Regions from separate parts of the Homo sapiens genome. Here regions 1 and 2 are each linked to region 3. The links are chromatin contacts, found by Hi-C or POLR2A ChIA-PET in ENCODE. All regions are on one chromosome and are shown on one strand. The core of a region is the stretch at or near the end of the contact, and the rest is flanking DNA. Distances in the headings are between cores, read along the strand shown.

Evidence for each region. A loop is a pair of places that touch in the nucleus more often than their neighbours do. ChIA-PET counts read pairs that join two places held with the same protein, here RNA polymerase II (POLR2A). Pooled maps may share reads with other maps.
Region 1: a loop to region 3 is called in a map with no recorded cell type, with 10 times the contacts of the local background. The contact joins two enhancer-like sites. A Hi-C loop is called at or near these places in 3 of 37 single-sample maps with no recorded cell type and 3 of 50 pooled maps. POLR2A ChIA-PET finds 5 or more read pairs at or near these places in 3 of 52 experiments (GM12878, K562 and OCI-LY7).
Region 2: a loop to region 3 is called in a pooled map, with 22 times the contacts of the local background. The contact joins two enhancer-like sites. A Hi-C loop is called at or near these places in 7 of 37 single-sample maps with no recorded cell type and 5 of 50 pooled maps. POLR2A ChIA-PET finds 5 or more read pairs at or near these places in 1 of 52 experiments (activated T-cell).

What each region holds. Positions count from the first base shown.
Region 1 is chr10:7,333,307-7,337,342 of GRCh38, forward strand. All of the region lies in intron 4 of SFMBT2 (Scm like with four mbt domains 2), which reads right to left. Among named protein-coding and RNA genes, the nearest start is that of SFMBT2, 76 kb to the right of the region's middle. Within about 2 kb of position 1,337, at least 3 of the 41 ENCODE cell types and tissues checked have a DNase peak (open chromatin) inside an H3K27ac peak, as active enhancers do.
Region 2 is chr10:6,472,649-6,477,130 of GRCh38, forward strand. The region is part of intron 12 of PRKCQ (protein kinase C theta); the gene reads right to left. Among named protein-coding and RNA genes, the nearest start is that of PRKCQ, 110 kb to the right of the region's middle. RefSeq lists an enhancer at 1,352-1,531. Within about 2 kb of position 1,408, at least 7 of the 41 ENCODE cell types and tissues checked have a DNase peak (open chromatin) inside an H3K27ac peak, as active enhancers do.
Region 3 is chr10:6,925,923-6,929,942 of GRCh38, forward strand. The region is part of intron 3 of LOC105376387 (a long non-coding RNA gene); the gene reads right to left. Among named protein-coding and RNA genes, the nearest start is that of LINC00707, 150 kb to the left of the region's middle. RefSeq lists enhancers at 1,973-2,392, 2,124-2,213. Within about 2 kb of position 2,474, at least 13 of the 41 ENCODE cell types and tissues checked have a DNase peak (open chromatin) inside an H3K27ac peak, as active enhancers do.

The sequences.
Region 1 (4,036 bases), core at 87-2,586, 410 kb after region 3:
AAAGGTTTAAGGACACACCATAATGCCTGGCATATTACAGGCACCTAGTAAATATCTGGTGGATGAGGATAACTTTGAGGCTTACCTTTTTTTTTTTTTTTTAAGGGACAGGGTTTCACTTTGATACCCAGGCTGGAGTGCAGTGGCATGATCATAGCTCACTACCACCTCGAATTCCTAGACTCAAGCAATCCTCTTGCCTCAGCCTCCCGAGTAGCTGGGACCACAGGTGTGTGCCACCATGCCTAGCTAATTTTTTTTTTTTTGGTAGAGATGGGGTGTATTAGTATTTTCTCACGCTGCTAATAAAGACATACTGGAGACTGGGTAATTTATAAATGCAAAAGTTTTCATTGACTCACCTTTCACATAGCTTTCTCTCTCTCCCCCACTCCCTACACGGCCTCCCCGCTTTCTCTCTCTCTCTCTCCCCAACACCCCGCAAGGCCTCCCCACCCCAGCTCCCCACAGGGCCTCCCCGCTTTCTCTCTCCCCCACTCCCGCTTTCTTTCCTTCCTCCCCTTCTTCTTTTGTTAAATATCGTCTTTCTTTAAGGCTCACACTAGGAAGCGCTGGTGTTGCAGAAACACGGGAAGGCAGGAAATGAGTTTGGGAACAAATAAGTAAATAAAATCTGGGGAAAGCACACATCTAAAGCACTCTTCACCCTTCACAGTTTATCTGGGGAAACTTCATATTTCAAACGTATTTTGTGAAGTGGGCCTGACAAAGCAGACACACACACCGGATGTGCTACGCGACGGCTCTTCCCCTGCCTCCGACAACAGGGAGTTCATCTCAGGACACGACAACTCATTGCTGACGATGGGAGCAACATGATGGTCTATCAAGAGGAAAAAGGCAAGCGTCATCCACAGCCGGCCTGGCCGCTGACAGCCAGGCACCGTCACATCCACCTGGCCTGGAGAACCAGGCTCAGAAACCCACCGTGCAGCCTCCGAGAGGCCACCCCCTCCACCTTCCCAGTGACACAGCCAAAGCCACCACCAGGAGCCTGATGCTCAGACACACAGTTCGGCCTGCTGTGTGCTGCCTTCCGTGTCTAAGAGGCTGCCTCTTCATCAGCTCCCCATCACAGCTAACGAAACCTCTTTGGAATTAGCTCCCAATCCTTAACTGTACCAAAATGGAACAATACAGGAAACGAGAAGTGTCATTAAACGGGGACTAGAACACTGTGTCCCTGAGTCCCACAACCAGGACCACAACAGAGTGTTTGTTCCTAAAGGTTCCTGATCATACTCAGACCTTATAAGTGAGCTGCTCATTAAAAGCGGGACCTGTCACCGATACAGACATTAACTAAAGCATTATTCCATGAGAGGCAGGGTAAAAGGATTTCCGTGGCTCTTGACAAACCCACTAACGCAGACCCGGCCCAGTGTCCCAGCGCTCTTCCTCTGACTTGCCGTTTCCCACTGTCTGCAATTGTAACTCGAGTGCTTTGGGCTGCCTTGCGGAACTCAGCTTCATTTGTTAACCTCCCTACGGAGCTGAGGCCTGCACTGCATCAGAGACAAGCGTGAAGTTCCAGGACGACAGGAATAAAACCTAGAACCTGCCATCCAGGAGTTTACCAGGGAAATGATCACAGAAATTAACACCTGAAACAGGCCTGACACAGCCAGACAGAAGCTAGGGAGGAATTGAGGCGGGAGCATAAATCACCAGGATGCTTTAATGTTCAAAAGAAGCCGGAGGGGGGAAAAGGAATCTATTTGGGGATTTAGGCAAAGTTTGGGAGAAACTGATCTTTTTCTATAGTGGTCAAATTCATAGAAAGAGAAAACAGAACGGTGGTTGCCCAGAGAAGGGGGTAAGGACTGGGAACCACGTTCAACATGTAGAGAGTTTCCAATGGGGGAGAGGAAAGCACTCCGGCCCATGGTGATGGCTGCACGACAACGTGAATATAATTAATGCCACCAAACTGTACAGTTAAAACTGGTCCACATTGCAAATTGTATGTTATGTCTATTTGACAATTTTTAAAATCCAAACAAAAACCATGACCCAACTTCTTACAATCCAACTATATCACACTATCTTAGGAGGCATCAAATGCAGACGCAGCTCACCGGTATAATCTATAGAACAGCATTACTTGGTGACCCCAACTGCTACTTGCTTCTGGAGTAAGCCTGCACCCCCGGTTGCTATGGAGAATCTGCAGACCACCACAATTAAAACGTCCAATAAATTTCTCTTTCTCAAAAAAGTAACACCTTAAAAGATATTCAGAAACAGAAACAGAAACACACACACACACACACACACACACACACACACACACAACCATATACATAAATTGCACAGAACACTTCATATTAACTTAGAAAAGAAATCCATCCTGCTCTGTTGTATAGGATTGGTGACGTCCTCTAAATGAGCCAAAATCCAATCCACATCAGAAATAACACTTTCTGTATCTCAGGCAAAAGACACTACATTCTGTGGACTGTAACGTAACAAAGGATTAAATCTGAAAGCAACTGGCCAAGCGTTCTCACAATGGCCTTCTAACCTAATTGTTTTAGTTATTAAATCTATCCTCAAAATATTTTTGTCACTAATACCATATGGCATGATGTATAACTAAGGCCCTTCCAATAGACTCAGCCACTAAAAAGAAAAAAAAAGAAAATACCTCAAAGGAAGGACAAACACTTCTTTAACAAATATTTTACTGGCTAGTACAAAGTATCAGGCAGCACAGAAAAACTGAAGTACTTAATATTTCCACCCATCTTAACTCAGTTCCAACAGTTTTTAAAATCTTAAATCATTTGTAAATTAAATATTGCCTTGAAGTAATAAAACGCTGTAAAATATGTTAATTGAGTCATAAAAGCCTACTTTCCTGCATAATTATGTTTTACTTTTCTCCTCACTGATTTCTTTACACTAGAATTAGCTAGGATTCTCTCTGGATACAATAGTAATACTTGGCTCCTGCAAGAGTTTTACAGATAGTAAAAGCCCACAGCTGACCGCAAAATTTCTAGACTGGCTTGCCTAAGAAAATCAACACTCATGGGTCTTCATGGCAGAGCCACACCACCAAACTTCAAGGCAACTTTTGGAGAATGTTTTATTTATCTTGCATCATATGAGCAAATTAAAATGAGGCAGAAGAATGAAGAATCACTGGAAATGAGATGTAATGAGATATCAGGATAAGGCTGGGCACAGTGGCTCAAACCTGTAACTCCAGCACTTGGGAAGGCTGAGGCGGGAGGATCACTGAGCTCAGGAGTTCAAGGATGCAGTGAGCTATGATCATGCCACTGCATTACAGCCTAGGTGACACAGGGAGACCCTGTCTCAATCAATCAATCAATCAATCAATCAATCAATCAGAGAGATCCGGATAGTGAATGACTAGGGAACTAACATTGGGGGAACTGAGGGAGTAATCAAATGAAAAATGTAACAAATTTATGAGAAGGTTAACAGGGAAAGGCCACTGAGTTTCACACTAAGAGAACTGCTGGAGACCAGAACATGCAATTTTAGCAGAACAGCTGAGAGAAAACTGAGGATCAGGAATAAAGTGCGTGAAGACAGAACAGAGACAGAGGGTATTCAATGAGAAAAACTCAGAGAACCAAGCCAGGCAACGTACCATTAGACCCAACTATTTACAGTATCAACTGTTGGAGTACTTTCTGTCACCAGTAAGATTTAACCCAATGAAAAGAATAAAATAGCCCATTTCTTTTCATTGATATGATGCACCATGACTTACTGTGTGCACTGACTTAATATGTACAGTGATTTAATGAGGGAGTGTCTCTATTCCTGAGAGAATCTTTCATAAAACTGTGGTTTAGATGAAAGCTTACAAGGATGCAAAATGCCATGGTAGTCAAATGTCCTACTAAACGTATGGATATCTGTTCAAAGCCGCTGCTATTAGGCCCAAAGATAGAAAACGTAGGCTGCTCCCCTGCATGAGGACAGGGTTTCTTTGCAAGAGCATCATTTCATTCTATTCCAAGGTTCCACCTTGATA
Region 2 (4,482 bases), core at 158-2,657, 450 kb before region 3:
TGTTCTGTACAATGACTAGAGAGAATTAAACAATTGTCAGGGACAAACACTTCCTGACTTCTTTTATTCTTTTTTTCTTTTTGAGACGGAGTTTCACTGTTTCGCCCATGCTGGAGTGCAGTGGTGTGGTCTCAGCTCACTGCAACCTCCGCCCCATGGGTTCAAGTGATTATCCTGCCTCAGCCTCCTGAGTAGCTGGGATTATAGGTGCCCACCACCCCGCCTGGCTAATTTTTGTATTTTTAGTGGAGACAGAGTTTCGCCATGTTGGCCAGGCTGGTCTCAAACTCCTGACCCCAAGGTGATCCACCCGCTTCAGCCTCCAAAGTGCTGGGATTACAGGTGTGAGCCACCGTGCCTGGCCGCCTCCTGCCTTTTTAATTAATGAATCTTGTTAAAGATTACCTTTTCCTTTTTTTGTCCTATTTTCCTTAGACCAGATGACAGAAAACCCATGACTATAGCACACTCTGTAAAAGATGTTAAATGTCCCTTTCCCAAAAAGAAACACTGCCTGTAACCAAGTTCCTGGAACTATGCACCAGCCTTGTATGAAAAAATGTAATCCTGCTAAAAATGCCTCTGTCTCTCCCTATGGAAACCCTAAAGTTCCCTCCTTTACAACTCTGACTTCATTCTTTTGGGGTGTTTCCAGGTGGGCCATCCTCAAACTTTGAGTTTGAATAAATGCTCTTTAAATTAGATTCTGGCCTTTTTGATTATTTCAGGTTGACAGCTGTAAATCGACTCATTTTTGTAAATTTGCTATAAAATCTAACATTTGCCAAATCACAGTTTGGTTACATAGCAGGGGAACCTGCAGAATGTCTGAGTGATCCCCAGTTTCTGAAATAACAACGTGTAAGCGTTCTCAGGATCAGAACGCCGCCAGAGGACGTTAAAGAAAAGAGGCTTATCTGTCACTACAGATGGGGGCAGCATGAAAAGTTAATTCTTGTCTTAGTGCAGGGACACGTCTTTGGAAGGATGTGGTTTCCGTGGGTTTTCTTTTCTTTGCTACAATTGTGGTAATTTCCAGGGCTCCTAGCTCAACTGAAAGGTTCATGGATTGCAGCATTTTTGAGAGCTTCAGATGAAGCAGTTTCTGAATAAAATGCTTGAAATTAAAAACTTTCTTAGATGGATTTTGCCTTAAAACTATGGAAATACCAGGATGACATACTTTTTAAAAAGTATCAAGTTCAAGGAGTTTTTCTTTTTAATTTTAAATGATAATAATATCTTGTAGTTAGTATGGTACTTTCTCCAAAAAAGATCCAAACTTCTCTGCAAGTGCTATTATTGTTATTATTATTATTTTTCACGTTATCCTTAGGAAGCAAAAAAGGAGAACCAGTGTCACAAAGAAATGTTAGGTGACTTGTTCAAAGTAACTCACACACTCATGCCCTGAAGCCATAACCGGAAGTAGAGCTTTGTGTGTTCTATGAATAGAAAGTGAAACTCAGTTTTCTTTTTCATAAAAGAAAAATTTCAAAGTGATATTGACCAAGAATGTTCAACTGGTGCATATTGGGAGTGTGGGAGTCAAGGGCAGTGATGTGAATCCAGGAACACTAGCGTTCTGCCTCTTGGCATCACCCTGGGAGGCCTCTCTTCAGAGGCCTGCAAAACCACGGCGGCCTGCCCTCAAATCCAACCTGAGGGAACGACCCAGAGACAGAGCTGTTCCTATAGGATCTAGAGCTACTTAGGTGTGAAATAGTAACACTACTTAAATGTCAGAATACAGATCGGCCTTTCAGAATTCAAAGGAGACACAGAGGAAGGTAGACTTTAGTTCACTTTTAATTTTTAAGGGAAAATTATTTCCTTGAAATTAAAAAGAAATAGCATCCTTACTGTGTTAGATGCATCTTTCCTTTCCAAACAAATTTTAGAAATAAATCCTCTTATTTTTCCACAGTTTTATCAGAGATAGAACACAGAAACTTTGGATACTTGAGTTATTAATCTTTCTTTTACTGCAGCATAACTAAAAAGAGGGAAACTGTTTCAGTGTTTATTTTTCCCTGTGTTTCAAAGTTTTATGGTTAATTATTTTTTTCTAATTGTTTTAAATCTACTTGTAAGTGGATAGTTAAAAGATTTATGACAACTCTTCTTGTAGACAAATTTTATTGTGGATTTTCCTATTTTTTTACTTTTTAAAATGTAAGTAATGGAAACTGTTAAAAATCTAAGTTGGAAATCTAGTAGTGCAAAAGTTGGCTGGCATCCGCACTGAAGGGGGTACTGAGAAGGGATCGTGCAATTTCAAGCCCTGCAGACTTTGTAAGACAGAAAATGTAAATATTAACAACAAAGAAATGTTAGAAAAAAAGTAAAAGAAAGAAGAGCTAGCCCTTCTTTCCTCTTGCCAAGACAGCAGCCTCTCAGAATGCTGATCTACGTTAGACCCTGAGCCAGTAATTTATGCCAGAGCCTGGATGATGTACAAAGTCATTTTGATCTAGCACACAGAAAATTCATTGTGAAGATTCTTTTGATTTGAGCCTCATTCAGATTCAGGTTCAGATTTCATGAATTATCCTGTACATCTATGTCCCCAGACGGTGCCGTCCCATTAGGGCCCCTGGTTTTACAGCTCCCAGCCCCTCTGCCTGTAACTCTTACTCTCTGTCCTGGGCAGGGGTAAAGTGGGTGCCTCAGAGCCCTGTTGATAAACGGCAGAGCTGGGCTTGAACTTCGGAATCCAAGTCCACAGGAATTTTCACATTTTGTAGCTTCCTAAATGGCTTTATCATATTTTCACCCTTCCATAGGTGATATATCCCTCATCTAGGAACTTTAAAAACTTTAACAATTTAATCCAAATGACCCTAATTAATAACAAGTGAATACCTGTCCTCAGAATCTCCTGAATAATCTGGTATTCAACAGGTGCGCTCTTTGGAGGCAGAGAGCAGATGAATAACTTCCTTTAAAAAATAACAATGCCCTGGAGAAGTACATAGTTAATTTATCTTATCTGATGTCTACACTAGCATACACAGGTAACTGTCCTCCCAAGAAAGGTCATTCCCAACATGTTCCCAGAACAAAGCATTATCCATATCACGTATCAATCGTTGCCTTTTGCATTCACTTGTGGTATTTAATCAGTTACTTTGACAAGCAAGGTTTGAATAATTAAGACATCTCAAAAACAACAACTCGGGGTGTTGGAAAAGGTGATTCAAGCTTCTTCCTTTGTTTCTTTCCTCTTTCTAAAAGGACTCAGTTCCTTGAGATCTGAGTCTTGAGCCAGTCAGATTTACATTTCATGTAAACATTCTCTGCTGAAGTTTTTTTTTCTCTCCCAGCACCAATGCTGTGGATGCACTTGTGGCTCAGGTCTTGGTAAAGCATCCCAGCTGCACGGAACTCATTTATGCCTAGTGTTCCATTATTGGAACGCTAAGCATGTGGGAGTTATTTATATCCTACTGCTCAAGGTCATCACCAAGGTCTGATTTCAAAATTCAAAAAGTTGCAACCTCAGGCATAAATGGGTTAAGGAGATCTCTCATAAGAGGGACAGAAACAAATGCTGCCTGAAGCTGTGATGGACAGGCAAGAGAAAGGAGCATACCTATCTTCTACAAAGTGGGATTCCCAATAGCCTTCCCCGTAAGACATGAAAACTGTCATACATGCAAATCAAAAAAAAAAAAAAAAATGGGGAAAAGGCACCAAGAGAAGCACAACTGCCTAAGTGCCCAGAAGCCCAGTCTAAAATGTGTTTATAGTAACATACACAGAAAGATATAATAAAAATAAAATCAGTTATAATCCTACCTCCCAATTAACAACTGTTAGTTTTTCATTATTTTTCATGCTTATACATGCAAATGTTCTTGCTTAAAAGGAAATACTATATATTCTCACTTATGATTTCATAAACAACATTCTGTATTGATGTTTAAGCATTTACATCATCATTTAAAATGGTTATATAGTATTATTTTCTCTGACCATATAATAATTTATTCAATAAATCTGTCATTGGGTATTTGTGTTGTTTCCAATTTTTCGCTACTATGAAAGCTTTACAGTAAAAATCTTTATTTATGGCAAAAAAGAAAAAATGTGTTTAGCAGTTTGCTACAAGCCTCAAAATACTGCAAAGGGAAAAGATTACAGGGAGCCCCAGCATGTGCAGAAAATCTAGACAACAGTACGGAGAGGGTGGCAGAGTTTGTCTCCTTGCCTGCAGGTGACATACCTTCACCCTCCCAACAGCATGGAGAGGGTGGCAGAGTTTGTCCCTTTGCCTGCAGGTGACATACCTTCACCCTCCCAGGCCAATGGGTATTTATCATCTCCAGGAGGGAGTTTCTAGTACAAAATCTCTTCTAGCCTTCATCATGGGAAGTTCCAGCCTGCTCCCTGCAGCAGGAAGCGGGCCTGCATTCTCCTAAATAGTTGACCAGGACACCTCACTCTTTTCTACTTCCTCTCCTGCAGCCACACCTTTCA
Region 3 (4,020 bases), core at 1,224-3,723:
GTGTCAAAAAAAAAGAAAGGAAGGAAGGAAAGAAGGAAGGAAGGAAGGAAAGAAGAAAGAAAGAAAGAAAGAAAGAGAAAGAAAGAAAGAAAGAAAGAAAGAAAGAAAGAAAGAAAGAAAGAAAGAAAGAAAAGAAAGAAAAGAGAGAGAAAGAAAGAAAAAATCCAGTGACATTTATTTTACATCTATCATTTTCTTTCTAGGGCTTTTTCACTATATGTTACTATATTACTTTATTTTTCTCATTTCTATCCTTCAGGACTCTTTGTCTTTTTATCACGCCGTCGATTCTCTCTTGTGACCACTGGATTTCCTTTTCGTTTCTATGACGGTTTCGCTTTTTCTTCTATTTATTTTCTGAGTTCTCCTCATTCCTGTCTTATAACCTGCAGTTGTCTCTCGGCATTCTCCTGGAATTATTACATTTCCACTTTGTGGCATTCCTTCTTAGTAGTAATTGCTTCATTATGCTCCTTAAAATCTGGCAAAATGTTTGGTTGCAGTTCATCTTTGCTCAGTGGCACTGTTTTTAGGAGAATAATCCGTATCAGTTGGAAAGCTTTGCAGATCTTTTCCACATATTTATTCACAATAAATTTTCTTACTGTTTATCATTAAAAACTTGGTTTTTTATGACCCAGCTATTGGCAGACTAGTCCTATAGGCAGAGACAAAGCAGGGCAGTCCTGGCTTCACAGCAAAGGGCTTATTCCTTCACTGCCACAGAAACAGAATGCTCACTGTGAATATTGCTCTTCTGTGTGAGACTGGATTTCCATTTCTGGGGCCATCGTGACTTCTACCACCAGCTTTCCTTGTCCTGGCACAAGATATCCACTGTTGCAAATGAGAAATATAGCTCTTGTACTACCAGACTATCAGTTTTTGCATTTTTATGGATCTTCCTGAATTTTCCTTCTTATGAGTCCACTCATTACTCTCTGAGCTTCTGATTTTTCCTACTCTTTCCTACTGCTCTTCCTTCCATCTGCTTCTGCCTTATTTGGGGCTTTTGAAAGTCCCTACAGGTATTTTGAAGTCAGCATATCATCTGATTTCTAAATTTCATGGACAGTTGAATTTGCAGGACTTAGGAAATTCTTCTAGTTTTTTGTTTGTTTGTCTGCTTGCTTCTTTAGGAGAAGAAGGAGAAAACACTGATGGATATAGTCATGTTCATAAGAAGATCTCTTCCGAGTGTTTGATGCAACCTCTGCTTCCGCTATCCCATCTTCTCACACTCCCCTTTGTGCTAGTTCTTCTCATCTGCATGCAGCTTCTTTCCTGTCATTTGACCATCATGGAGAAGCTCTTTTTTCATGAACATTTTCCTTCTGAAAACCACATATGTCCCACTGTCAGTTTTGCACATCTATTTCATTATCAGACTTGAAAATGTATCCCTCTTATCCATTTCCTTACTTTATCAAAAATGTTGGAAATGAATAACATATGGAATGTACATTAACTTAGTTACCATCATTTTAGTTGTCCATCACCAGTACCTAATCATGATGGTTAGTTCATGGATGAATTTTCAACGAATATGCATGCAACAATGCTAGGTGTGTCAATGATGGTTCCTTGACTTAAATGAAGTATATGGTCTGCTTAAATCACCTGCCTTTTTCTGTGATCAACTAATTTAAATTAAGAAATGAAATAAAAAATTATAGCAGGGAGCCTTGAAGGTAGGTTGAAAACTGTCTGCTGAGTCAGTAGCTCTATTTTTATCCAAACAGACAAGAAGACAGCAAGCCCCTTGACTTGTGGTTTCCGTTCTCTCATTTCCTGTGTGCACCCACATGAACCATGTGCCCTCCCTGACTCCCTGCCTCCACGTCTAGAGAAGGAGGCGTGGGTCTTCTCTAATTCCCCTTGTGTGCTTGACTTGTTCCCCACCACCCAAGGGCTAAGGCTTAGGCACTGCGTTGAAAACTTCAGCACAGCAGGGAACCTCAGCCACTCTGTCTTCTATCCATCCTCCCTCATGTCTTCTCTGTACTCCTGTCTCTATCAGTTGGCACCTGGGCCTCCGCCTGCCTTCACCTCCTTGTCTCCATCCTTGCAATGAATGCCGTAGTATGACCACCTCTTCTTCTCCAGTGTAACTTCACTCTGGCACTATTTTCTGAAACTTGTGGACCCTCCATGCCACAGCTACCCTAAACCCACTCTCCTGAGAAGCCCCAGTTCCCAGAACGGAAGTCCAGGTCGGCCCTCGGCCGCCACACTTCCCTAAACAGCAGCTGCCTAAGAGTCTGTGAACCTGCACAATTTTCACTAGCAGTGTCTCAACAATTAGCCGGTGCCTCACAAGTGGGGCAGATGGTATAGCCAGGAATGAGAGTTTCATGTTTCTTCTGATTCACATGCATTCCTATCTAAAGGCTGTTTCCTTTTAGAGACAAACTAATTTTTTCTCTTTCGTCCTTTGCCTGGGCTTTATGTTTACTTCTACAAGCTGGCACTTCCGATGGTTTCTAGAGAGCTCATTGGTGCTCTCTCTCTCTCTAACACACACACACACACACACACACACACACACACACACACTATGTACACACCTCACAGGAAATGGAAACTTGTTCCCATTATGGGTCCTGAAACAAAGCTCTGTGGATATGCATGTGCTACTTAGATTTTCTATCCCAGGAAATGAGTTTAAATACCTACCTCCCCAACAAATTTTTTTTTCAGAGACAACAGACCTCGGAAGACAAGTGGAAGTTGAAACTCTCCTTGAATGCGGTTCTTGGGAGTTGGAAATCTCCATTGCCGTTGCTTCCCCATGGAAGGCTTTGCAGTGCTAAATGGCTTATCTCCATGACAACCAGAAGAGCTGGTTGTTGTTTTTTTTTTTTTTTTTTTCTGCTGGACATTTTTTTCTAGATTTTACTTCATATTTAAAATAATTAAAAGTGTTTATCTCAGTACACCACAACCAGTCATTTACTGGGCCAGTGTCAGGAGGCAGTTCACATCCGTTTGGGGTCCACTCAAACCACCTCCATGCTGTCGGCCTTCAAAGTTTCCAAGAGGTTTGGTTTCTCTTTGAAATCTGGCTTCTCACTTGCGCACTGTATAACTTTTAAACAGATTAATTTTTTTAGTTCCTTATATATAAGTTTTCTGCATGTAAAAATTTAAGATAATTTTATGTCAAGAAGAGCAGAGAAGATGTATTAGATAAAGTGTGAGAGACTGCCTGATAGAGCTGAACACATGGGAAGCATACAAAATATTCATCTCTCTGCTTATTCGTTTCCTTAGCAGAATATCTGGCTGCAGCTTACTGTAGCCATCCTGTCATCAGTTCCCAAACGGGAGGAATGCCATGGTCTCTTGACAGAGGCTCTCTTGCACTGTTGGAGGCAAGGGCCTGCTGTCCTGTCAGGTTGGCCCATTTATCCAGTTACTCGTGAAATATCTTGTTCTCTCAGAGAATCAACCGGCGGCTGTGTGCTGACTTCACAAAGAAAAATCCATTCTCTCACCAAGTAGTTGTCAAGCATAATAAAGAAAAACTGGCAGAATAATTGGGGTGGTTGCTGAGTCTAACTCAATATCGTATGAAAGAAAATATATGGAACAGTGGTGTTTAAAGAGAACTGCACACCTCTGTTTGTATGGCAGGCTCAAACACAGCCAGTCAGACGTATGTAGAGTCAAAGTGAGGAAGTGGAGGTCATTTAGACTACTGGTAGACCCAGAATTCGAGCCAAAACAGAAGCAGAAAACAGAAATAGATGCTTCAGGATCTGTCTCTCTGCCAAGCCAACCCAGCGATTCTCATCAGAAACCTCAACAAACAATTGGAAGAGAAACAGGTAGAAATTGTGGTTCAATTTTAAGGTATCATTGTGTTTATTTTGAAGCACTTTTTTCTTCAAGATGGAAATCATTTTAGTGTCTTATTTAGTTATAAATGTGATGAATACTTGCTGCAAAAACAATCAGAAGAAACAGTTTTATTGCTTTATTTAGTTAAAATGTGATGTAAAAACAACCAGAGGCTAC